Regions from separate parts of the Homo sapiens genome. Here region 1 is linked to region 2. The links are chromatin loops, found by intact Hi-C in ENCODE. Cell type or tissue: CD4-positive, alpha-beta T cell. All regions are shown on one strand. Each heading gives the region's core, and the rest is flanking DNA. Links, peaks and the distances in the headings are about the cores only. Region 1 has its middle 4.1 kb from the start of FASTKD1. Region 2 holds the start of SSB (small RNA binding exonuclease protection factor La).

Evidence for each region. Peaks named below come from ENCODE experiments on the same cell type or tissue, not always from the same donor. Only the 100,000 strongest peaks of a DNase experiment are listed, where the experiment ranks them.
Region 1: it touches region 2 in a loop (2.6-fold over the local background); 16 of 110 quality-filtered maps call a loop at or near these places.

What each region holds. Positions count from the first base shown.
Region 1 is chr2:169,575,277-169,580,627 of GRCh38, forward strand. No RefSeq gene overlaps it. Among named protein-coding and RNA genes, the nearest start is that of FASTKD1, 4.1 kb to the left of the region's middle. In CD4-positive, alpha-beta T cell, for the core only: no CTCF peak of the experiment used is centred there; no DNase peak of the experiment used is centred there.
Region 2 is chr2:169,796,075-169,801,452 of GRCh38, forward strand. SSB (small RNA binding exonuclease protection factor La) reads left to right here and starts at 2,797. Exons shown (of 12, transcript NM_003142.5): 1 at 2,797-2,902; 2 at 4,878-4,952. The coding sequence starts at 4,887. RefSeq lists an enhancer at 2,580-3,080 and a silencer at 3,032-3,231. In CD4-positive, alpha-beta T cell, for the core only: no CTCF peak of the experiment used is centred there; a DNase peak (open chromatin) is centred at 2,817; H3K4me3 peaks cover 1,953 bases; H3K27ac peaks cover 2,091 bases.

The DNA.
Region 1 (5,351 bases), core at 1-5,000, 220 kb before region 2:
TGGGCGGGGAGCTGACCGCCCCCACCTCCCTCCCGGACGGGGCGGCTGGCCGGGCGGGGGGCTGACCCCCCCACCTCCCTCCCGGGCGGGGCGGCTGGCCTGGCGGGGGCTGACCCCCACCTCCCTCCCGGAGAGGGTGGCTGCCGGGTGGAGACGCTCCTCACTTCCCTGACGGGGCGGCTGCTGGGCGGAGGGGCTCCTCACTTCTCAGACGGGGCGGCTGCCGGGCGGAGGGTCTCCTCACTTCTCAGACGGGGCGGCCGGGCAGAGACGGTCCTCACTTCCCAGACGGGGTCGCGGCCGGGCAGAGGTGCTCCTCACATCCCAGACGGGGCGGTGGGGCAGAGGCGCTCCCCACATCTCAGACGATGGGCGGCTGGGCAGAGACGCTCCTCACTTCCTAGATGGGATGGCGGCCAGGCAGAGACGCTCCTCACTTCCCAAACGGGGTGGCGGCCGGGCAGAGGCTGCAATCTCGGCACTTTGGGAGGCCAAGGCAGGCGGCTGGGAGGTGGAGGTTGTAGCGAGCCGAGATCACGCCACTGCACTTCAGCCTGGGCACCATTGAGCACTGAGTGAACGAGACTCCGTCTGCAATCCCGGCACCTCGGGAGGCCAAGGCTGGCGGATCACTCGCGGTTAGGAGCTGGAGACCAGCCCCGCCAACACAGCAAAACCCCATCTCCACCAAAAAAATACGAAAACCAGTCAGGCGTGGCAGCGCGCAGGCACTTGGCAGGCTGAGGCAGGAGAATCAGGCAGGGAGGTTGCAGTGAGCCGAGATGGCAGCAGCACAGTCCAGCTTCGGCTCGGCATCAGAGGGAGACCGTGGAAAGAGAGGGAGAGGGAGACCGTGAGGGAGAGGGAGAGGGAGACCGTGGGGAGAGGGAGAGGGAGAGGGAGAGGGGGCAACTTTCTTATTGTGTGGGTTACAGAGGAGACTCTTGGTTTATGTGGTCATGGTTATTGTCATAAAACCAGTTTTAGCACAATTTTCTTTTCTTTTCTTTTTTGAGACAGGGTCTCACTCTGTCTCCCAGGTTGGAGTGCAGTAGTGCAATCTCCGCTCACTACAACCTCCGCCTCTTGGGTATAAGCGATTCTCCTGCCTCAACCTCCCGAGTAGCTGGGACTACAGGTGCACACCACCATAGCTGGCTAACTTTTTGTAGTTTTGGTAGCGACAGGGTTTCCCCACGTTGCCCAGGGTGGTCTCGAACTCCTGGGCCCAAGCAATCCACCCACCTCAGCCTCCCAAAGTGCTTGGGATTAGAGGCATGAACCACCTTGCCCAGCCTAAATTTTCAATAGTTCTGACAGTCTATGCAAAATGTTGAGGCATGCTCACACTGGAAAAAAATTAAAACTTGAAGACTTCCTTCTAGAATGTCCAGTAACCAATATATATTTATTCTGACATTTCTGAAAACAGAGCAAAACGAAATTGAATAGGTGCTGGCATTCATCTGATGTATCAGGTTTATTTTATGACTGACTAGTCTTAATACTCCTAGATGTCGGGGTGTATAGGCAGCAGAACATTTTAAATTTGTTCAAGTAGAATATGGGAAAAATTAGAGTCAAATGAGAATACATTTTTTGTCTACTGTCAGTAACCTTCAATTAACCATGAAGACATAGGGAATGAATGGTTAAGCCATCAAAACTAAAATAGTTGTTTGTTTGTTTTTTCGAGATGGAGTCTCAGTCTGTCACCCAGCCTGGAGGGCAGTGGCCCAATCTCAGCACACTGCAATCTCCACCTCCTGGGTTCAAGCAATTCTTCTGCCTCAACCTCCCAAGTAGCTGGGACTACAGGCATGCACCACCATGCCCAGCTAATTTTTGTATTTTTAGTAGAGAAGGTGTTTCACCATGTTGGTCAAGCTGGTCTCAAACTCCTGACCTCAAGTGATCCCCCAGCCTTGGCCTCTCAAAGTACTTGGATGACAGGCGTGAGCCACTGCACCTGGCCTGATTGGATTTCTTCACTAAAAACTTGATTGGTCATTTGACTTCCTTTATCAGGAGGCTGCTAAGACATAGAAAGTCTCTGATAGCTGGGTCTTAAAAAAAAAAGAAAAAAGAAAAAAAGAAGTTAACTTTCGTTTCAAGTCTTGTAAAATTTCCTAGCTTTCTTAGGTTGCCAATATTTACATTGGGGAATACGGTCTACTTCACTTTTTGGTTTGGAGATGAACATTTACTCATTAAAAAATTGTTTCCCTCAACCAAAGAGCCGTGGTTTTGAGATCTGATACCAATGATGTCCTCGTGAGTTTTATTGCTCTTCTTCTCAAGTTTTTTTTCTCAATTAAAGGTACAGCCAATCCCATGGCTTGCTTGGTGATTTGTAGCATCTCTGCAATGCACCAAGGGGTATTTTTTCCATCATCTTCGGGATTGCGAATTATAGATCTCAATGTGTGGAAATAGCCACCTGCTTCTTGATGTCTGCAGTGCAATCGCAAGAGCAATAGGTTCAGGACCTATTCCTATGTTTTCTAGGTCTTCTAGACTTAGCCACTGACACTGGTTTACTTTATCAACTTCATCCTCTTAAGAGGTCACAAAGTAGGCAGAGTTAGAAAGCAGCAACAGCACATCACATCTCTGTGAGTAGCACCAAGGAGGGTGCACTCTGAAAACTGTTGCTTTAGCCAAGCCATAAAAATTACAACACAGGCTGGGTGTGGTGGCTCACGCCTGTAATCCCAGCACTTTGGGAGGCTGAGGTGGATGGATCACAAGGCCAGGAGTTTGAGACCAGCCTGGTCAATATGGTGAAACCCCATCTCTACTAAAAAAAATACAAAAATTAGCCGGGCATGGTAGTGCATGCCTGAAGTCCCAGCTACTTGGGAGGCTGAAGCAGAAGAATCAATTGAACCCGGGAGGCGGAGGTTGCAGTGAGCCGAGATGGCACCATTGCACTCCAGCCTGGGCGACAGAGCAAGACTCTGTCTCAACAACGACAACAAAAAAATTACACCACAATACATTTTAATATGAAATAAATTCTACTCCTACTAATTAGTGTTACTTTCATCTTAGCTTCCAATTTTTGCATTAATATTTACATCAGCCAGGCCAGGAACCGTGGCTCACACCTGTAATCCCAGCAGTTTGGGAGGCTGAAGCAGGCAGATCACCTGAGGTTGGGAGTTCTAGACCAGCCTGGCCAACACGGCAAAACCCTGTCTCTACTGAAAAATACAAAAAAAAAAAAAAATTAGCCGGGAGTGGTGACACGCACCTGTAGTCCCAGCTACTCAGGAGGCTAAGGCAGAAGAATCGCTTGAACCTGGGAGGCGGAGGTTGCAGTGAGCCGAGATTGCACCACTGCACTTCAGCCTGGGCAACAGAGTGAGACTCTGTCTCAAAAAAAAAAAAAAATTACATCAGTCAAACATGATCCTTAGTCAAAAATATGTCATTAACAAAAAGCACTTGGCACTTAACAGATGGTTGAAAAATGTCACCCTCCCCATCCTCATTTTTTCTAAAATCTTAGCTGCGGTAAATACTTAATTGTCCTCCCCATCCACCTTTCAGGGGGTGGGAGGTAAATCACATTTAATGTGAACAAGAGACAAAAAGAAAAACCCTTTAGGTACCTGCCTACCCCCCACGTTTGCCACTCCAAAGGAAAAGCTGCTCTATTCAGTTTTGTTTTCCCACCACTGAGGCAAGCCCTCCTTCCACACTATGAAGACATAAATTACCAACACCAGGTGAAGCCCGACCACTGCAATAATGGCCACTAAAAGGCACTGTCTTCACGGGACATTAACATCAGACTTTGGAGAAGTAATCTACAGGAAAAATGTAACCCCACAGAAATATTAACCATAAACCCCGCAAAAAGGAAAAAAAATCTTGAAAGTCATGGCCAGAATGCCAACAGAGTTGGGCTCCACGGCAGTGACTGCATGATTGGCAGAGCCTGTGGGAGTCCACCATTATCAGTCAGTCTGTCCAGTGGTCCATGCCTCAGAGCTCAGACAACTGCCTGCACCCAACCTCATGCCTGTAGCAAATGATGCCAATGCAGCAAACGCAATTGGGCAGCTGGGACACGTCTAGCTTCTGGATGCTCACTTCCTGACAGTTGGCAGCCCACACTTTTTTTTTTTTAAACAGCTTTACTGAGATTTCATTTACGTCCCATAAAATTCACCCATTTAAAGTGTACAATTCAATGGCTTTTTAGTATATTCACAGAGTTGAGAAGCTATCACTCACATTTAGAACATTTTCATAACTCCAAAAAGAAACCCTGTAACCATTAGCAGTCACTCCCCATGTCTCCCTCACCCCCTCCTGTCCTCCAATACTTTAGACAACCACTAATCCCAGACAATAATTTTATACAGCACTGATTTGGGTTGCTTGGAACTAGATCAACTGATAATAGATCTGAGATGAAGGTAATCTGAATGCACAGCATAGAAGGGGTTTTCAAACAAATGTAAGAAAAACATAGAGATGAAACAGCATGATCCAAGTCATTGCCTTCCAGTCAAAAAACACCAGGAACACATATAGTTAAACAAAGTTGGGTTTATTGACTGGTTGCAATGAAGTAGGCTGTACCCTAAGAGGTGTCTCCATAAGAAGGTGTTAGAAAGTTGTCATTATAGCATATAGTCTTGGCCAGGCACAGTGGCTTACACCCATAATCCCAGCACTTTGGGAGACTGAGACAGGCAGATCACTTGAGGTCAGGAGTTCGAGACCACCTTGGCCAACATGGTGAAACCCCATCTCTACTAAAAATACGAAAATTAGCCAAGCATGGAGGCACATGCTTATAATCCCAGCTACTTGGGAGGCTGAGGTGGGAGGATCACTTGAATCCGGGAGGCAGAGGTTGCAATAAGCCAAGATTGCACCACTGCACTCCAGCCTGGGCAACAGAGCGAGACTCTGTCTCGAAAAAAAAAATTTTTTTTAGCCTTGTGTTAAGTGATTTTGGAGAGTTTTAGAGTGGTTTCTCTAGATTGGATGCTGTGAGTAAGCAAGGGTAATTCTATTCTAATAATCTTGATCTAGAAGGCAGGAAGAATGAACTGAGGTTAAAGCTGTAATTGATAAAGAAACAGCAGCCATTCATATTAGCAAGGATAGATGGATATTTCGTCTTTTTTTTTTTTTTTTTTTTGAGACAGAGTCTCACTCTGTCACCCAGGCTGGAGTGCAATGGCACGATCTCAGCTCAATGCAAGCTCCACCTCCCAGGTTCACACCATTCTCCTGCCTCAGCCTCCCAAGTAGCTGGGACTACAGGCGCCTGCCACCACACCTGGCTAATTTTTTGTATTTTTAGTAGAGACAGGGTTTCACCGTGT
Region 2 (5,378 bases), core at 327-5,326:
CTCCCAAAGTGCTGGGATTACAGGCATGAGCCACTGCACCCCGCCCGAATATGCTTGAACATGTTTTCTTGTGTACAGATGTGAACATTGCTCTAGAGTATAATCTTTTTTTTTTTAATGAGACAGAGTCTTACTCTTGTCGCCCAGGCTGGAGTGCAATGGCGCGATCTTGACTCTCTGCAACCTCCACCTCCCAGGTTCAAGCAATTCTCCTGCTTCAGCCTCCCTAGTAGCTGGGATTACAGGCATGCACCACCATGCCTGGCTAATTTTTGTATTTTTAGTAGAAACAGGGTTTCACCATGTTGGCCAGGCTGGGAGTATATTCTTTAGAGTGGACTTTCTGCACCATCAGCTATGCACATCTTAAACTTTAATAGATATTATCAATTTGTTCTCAAAGTAATTGTACTAAGTGTATACCCAGAAAGATGGTCTTTTAGTGTACTGACTTACAAAGTTATGCTATGAGAGATGGATACCAGTATGAGAGAGAGTCCTCTCCTAGGTACTGTAAATGAAACATGAAGCTTCCTGGTCTGCCGCCAGGAATTCATTTTCCTCAGAGGGTGTGTCTGCATGGAACTCTGCTTCTGGAAGGGAACGAGGGAGAAAAAGAAAAGATAAGAAAAGGGTTGGACATGGTGGCTCATGCCTGTAATCCCAGCACTTTAGGAGGCTGAGGCGGGTGGATCACCTGAGGCCAGGAGTTCGAGACCAACCTGGCCAACATGGCGAAGCGCTGACTCTACTAAAAATAAAAAAATTAGCCAGGCATGGTGGCGGGCGCCTGTAATCCCAGCTACTCAGGAGGCTGAGGCAGGAGAATCACTTGAACCTGGGAGGCAGAGGTTGCAGTGAGCCGAGGTGGTGCCACTGCGCTCCAGCCTGGGCGACAGAGGGAGACTGTCTAAAAAAAAAGAAGAAGAAAGAAAAAGATAAAAAAGAAAAGACAAGAAAGGGAGAGCAAAGGACCAGGGACCTGATGAGAACATGAAATAAATGTTTTTTTTGCCGGTGTGACTTCTGATAATAGGCTGTACTGCAGTTCTGCCCAGATGTTGTGGGACATGAAGAAGCAGTTATATTTGTTTAGGTGGCTCTGTCTCTAGGCAGATTCTGACTCTTCTTTCTATTCCCAGTGTTAAGCCTCCATACCAGGACATTAACAGGCATGTAATAAACAGTTAGCTGAATGGATGAATGAGAGTACCCTGACACTGATATTATTTGTTCTGTTAAATACATATATTCTCACTGACTTGATCAAAACAAGAATTAAGGTTTCAATTGTGTCTGGCATAAAATAGAGAGTAGATAAATATTCTTTGAGTGGATAAAAGATAATCTAATTAATTTGAATTTAAACTACCTGAGCACAACCCTGTTAAATATGTTTTTTCTCATTGGCCTTAAGAAAAGAAAAAAGAGCCCAGAGCAGTTTGAACTATGTGAGGTATGCGGAATTTATCAGGCACAGAGAGATATGAGTTTGGGACTTCAGTCATGTCCCTACACCCCTGTATTAGTTAGTTCTCATACTGCAATAAAGACATACCCAAGACTCGGTAATTCATAAAGAAAAGAGGTTTAATTGACTCATAGTTCCGCATGTCTGGGGAGACCTCAGGAAATTTACAATCATGGTGGAAGGGGAAGAGGCATGTCTTACACAGTGGCAGGTGAGAGGGAGCGAGCAAGAGCAGGGAAAACTGCCCTATAAAACCACCAGGAGAACAGCATGGGGGAAACCATCCCCATGATCCAGTCACCTCCCACCCTGTGTGTGGTTCCTCCCCTCCACACTTGGGGATTATGGGGATTACAATTCGAGATGAGATTTGTGTGGGGACACAGAACCAAACTATATCAGTCGCCATGCTTGGGGGGCAATTGTTTCAAGTCACTTTGTCCCTTACTACCTGCTTCATCCATTTTCATGTTCTTCGAATTTGTGATACAAAGAAGAATGTATAGCCAATCAATAGCTTGTTATTGTAATGTAAGTTATCGGTAAACAATTTAGGAACTGCCTCTTCTTTTTTCTTTAAAAGCTACTTGTAAGTGCTGCTAATCAGAGCATATATTCAGGGCAATTTGAATCCATGCTCTCATGTGGCAGTCCTCAAACTTGGCTCAAATAAACTGTCTACTTATATTAATTTTGCCTCAGTTTTTCCCTTTAGGTTGACAATATTGCATCAAGTTGAATACTCACAGCAATTGTATGAACTAGGTAGTATTTATTACCGGCCCTATTTATACCTGAGGAACAGAGAAGTTGAACAACTTGTCCAAGATCACAGTTTCACAGCAGGAGGACCATTATTTGAAGCAGGCAGTCTGATTCCAGACACCCAGTTTTTACACGCTGTACTGTATTGTTTTCAAAACTCTAAGATTTCATGGATCTTTGATTTTTTTTTTAAATTTCACTTGTCCTTTTTTTTTTTTTGAGAACTACTACAACACGATGTGTGTGTGTATTCACACACATTTTTGGAAAATATCTGAAAAAAAACCCAAAGCACTTCACATGAATGGAGGGCCAAAGGAAGGGCTGGGGTACAGACGCCGTCCAGAAATACTTAAAAATAAATGTTTATACTAACACAAACTAGCAGCCATTCCCCTACAACCTGGAGTACTTTTTAACCCAATCTGTTTGGGATTGAGGGCGGGACTCCAGGGTCCCTGGGAGGCCCCGGCAGCCGCGCATGCTCAGAGCACAGGGACCGCTCCACCTCGTCCGTGGCCCTGCCCACCCAGGCCGCAAGAGCTGCCGGGACGGTCCCCATCTTCTTGGAGCGCTTTAGGCTGGCCGGCGGCGCTGGGAGGTGGAGTCGTTGCTGTTGCTGTTTGTGAGCCTGTGGCGCGGCTTCTGTGGGCCGGAACCTTAAAGGTGAGTAACTCTCGGTGGCTAATGAGAAGCTACAAAAGGGTCCGCTTTGCTGGTGCGCGACTGCGCGTTTCCGTTCTTTACTGCTTCTCGCGGCGTCCGTCCGCCCCTCGCCTTCCTCACGTTCAGGCCGAGCGCCGCGTGGGCCGCAGCCGGAGGCGGCGGAGCCGAGGGGGCGCGGGCGGCGGCGAGGCTGCCCCCGCGAGGAATGCGGGATCCTGGGGTTCCCCGCACGTGGCTGGTGCCCAGGCAGTTCCGCGGTTGCTTAGAGACGGGACTGTGGCTGCCCTCATCCCCATTGCGTCTTTTTTTTTTTTTTTTTTTTTTACCTCCACCGCCTTCTAGTCTCACCGAAGGCTTGTGGCCATCTCTGTAAAGTTTCTGGGGAGGTGGGCACGGGGTAAACGCCGGAGGGTTCTGTGGAGCCTATGGGACTGACTGGAGGCCAAAGAACTTTGGGCCGCAGATGTACACCAGCGTCACTCTTTTGGTCTGTTAGGGCCTTCATCGCTCACATCAGGTTTCAGTGTGAAACGGGAAAACGTGGGTAATATTTCATTTACAGTCGTACATTCTGGAAAAGTATCTGATGAAACGCAGTTCCAAAATTAGGCCAAATAGGTTTTGCAGGGTCTAAATAGTTATTTTATTTCATCGTTTGCTTTGTAGGGGGCCCTAGATCACGGTAGTAACTTAGGAGTGTAGATTGTGATAGACAAGACAATGCATAAAATTGAGTAATTTCTCTAGGGGGATGTGGATCACACAGTACCCCGTTGCAAGTGCTTCCTATGTGTATCCATGGTATCGAATGCAATTGCAGTGTGTCAGGGGATGCTTCCAGGAAGTGTACCTACATCAGTTCATAACTAGAGTCAACTAATGGCAATATTCTCGATGATTTGTTCACATAACTTTTGTACAGTTGGGATGACTGGGTGGCTTAGTAGAGTCCTGGAGGCAAGTACTTTGTAAGTAGAAGACTTGGTTTGTAATTTCTAGCAAACTAATAGCACAGCTTCCTTTTTTCATTGCAGTGCTAATGTCAGGAATACGAAACAGGAAACTGGCTATCCAATGTATTAGTAAATTAGTAGGCATACTCCCCAGTTTAATGTTGTGTTAGTATGACCACATTCTCCCATTTTTGTTTTCGTATGTTCCTTAGCATAGAGTATCTAAGGAACTGTAACATTTTTCACCTTAAAGTTATGATGTCTAACTTGGTAACAAGGTTTGGGTAAGTCAGTTGTGACTACATTTTAAAAGAAATGAGGCCGGGCGCGGTGGCTCACACCTGTAATCCCAGCACTTTGGGAGGCCGAGGCGGGTGGATCGCCAGAGGTCAGGAGTTCAAGACCAGTCTGACCAACATGGTGAAACCCCGTCTCTACTAAAAATACAAAAATTAGTCAGCCGCAGCCGTGGTGGTGGGCGCCTGTAATCCCAGCTACTCAGGAGGCGAAGGCGGAATCGCTGGAACCTGGGAGGCAGAGGTTGCAGTGAGCCGAGATCGCACCATTGCACTCCAGCCTGGGCAACAAAAGCGAGACTCCGTCTCAAAAAAAAAAAAAAAAAAAGAGGTGAACCCATACCAAACAAATGCACAGAGAGCCATGGTAATATACAGATAGATAGTTATCTGTTTAAAACTGGAAATGGTTGGTAAGTGATTGGAGTTTTTTTCCCTAAAGCTTGCTTGACCAGCTAAGTGAAGATAAACAGTTTCTTGTTATAGAAGATGGGGTAGTGATTTACTGAAAGACAAGTTTTTTATAGTTTTTAGATTTTTTCATCACTTATTCCAAAGTGTTGCTTTGTTGAGATATTTGAGAACTGAGTAAAGAAACTGAACCCGTGAAAATAGAAATTCTTGATTTTTTAAGAAAACGGGATATTAATACTTTGTAAACATTATCTTTCTATTCTTGAGTTTTATATAAAAAATAACTTTATGCTAATTTGGGAAATTTTACAGATAGCCGCAATGGCTGAAAATGGTGATAATGAAAAGATGGCTGCCCTGGAGGCCAAAATCTGTCATCAAATTGAGGTATGATTCCTGTGCTATAAACTGCAAAAACAAGTTCCTTGAAAGAAAATACAGAAAGAACATTTAATTCTAGTACATGGACATATTCAACATTTGGTTTGCCTTTGATTCTTAGATGAACATATAATAGCATACAGTTTTATATTGGTGGAGCCAGGTTGTGAAACTTAAGATGTACAAACATTTCAAAAGGTAACACTATAAACTAGAGTTACTTAATCTTTTTAAAATTTTAGTTTCATAGTCTCATATAAAATTTTAGCTTCATAGTCTCATATAAAATGAGAATAATAGTAGTTCCCTCCTCATAAGGTAGTTTGGAGGATTAGTGAATATAATGTTAAGTACTTAGAAGAATTCCTGACACATAAGTAACATAAAAGTCCTTGGTAAAGTACCTTCCCTGTTAAATAACACTATATTTTT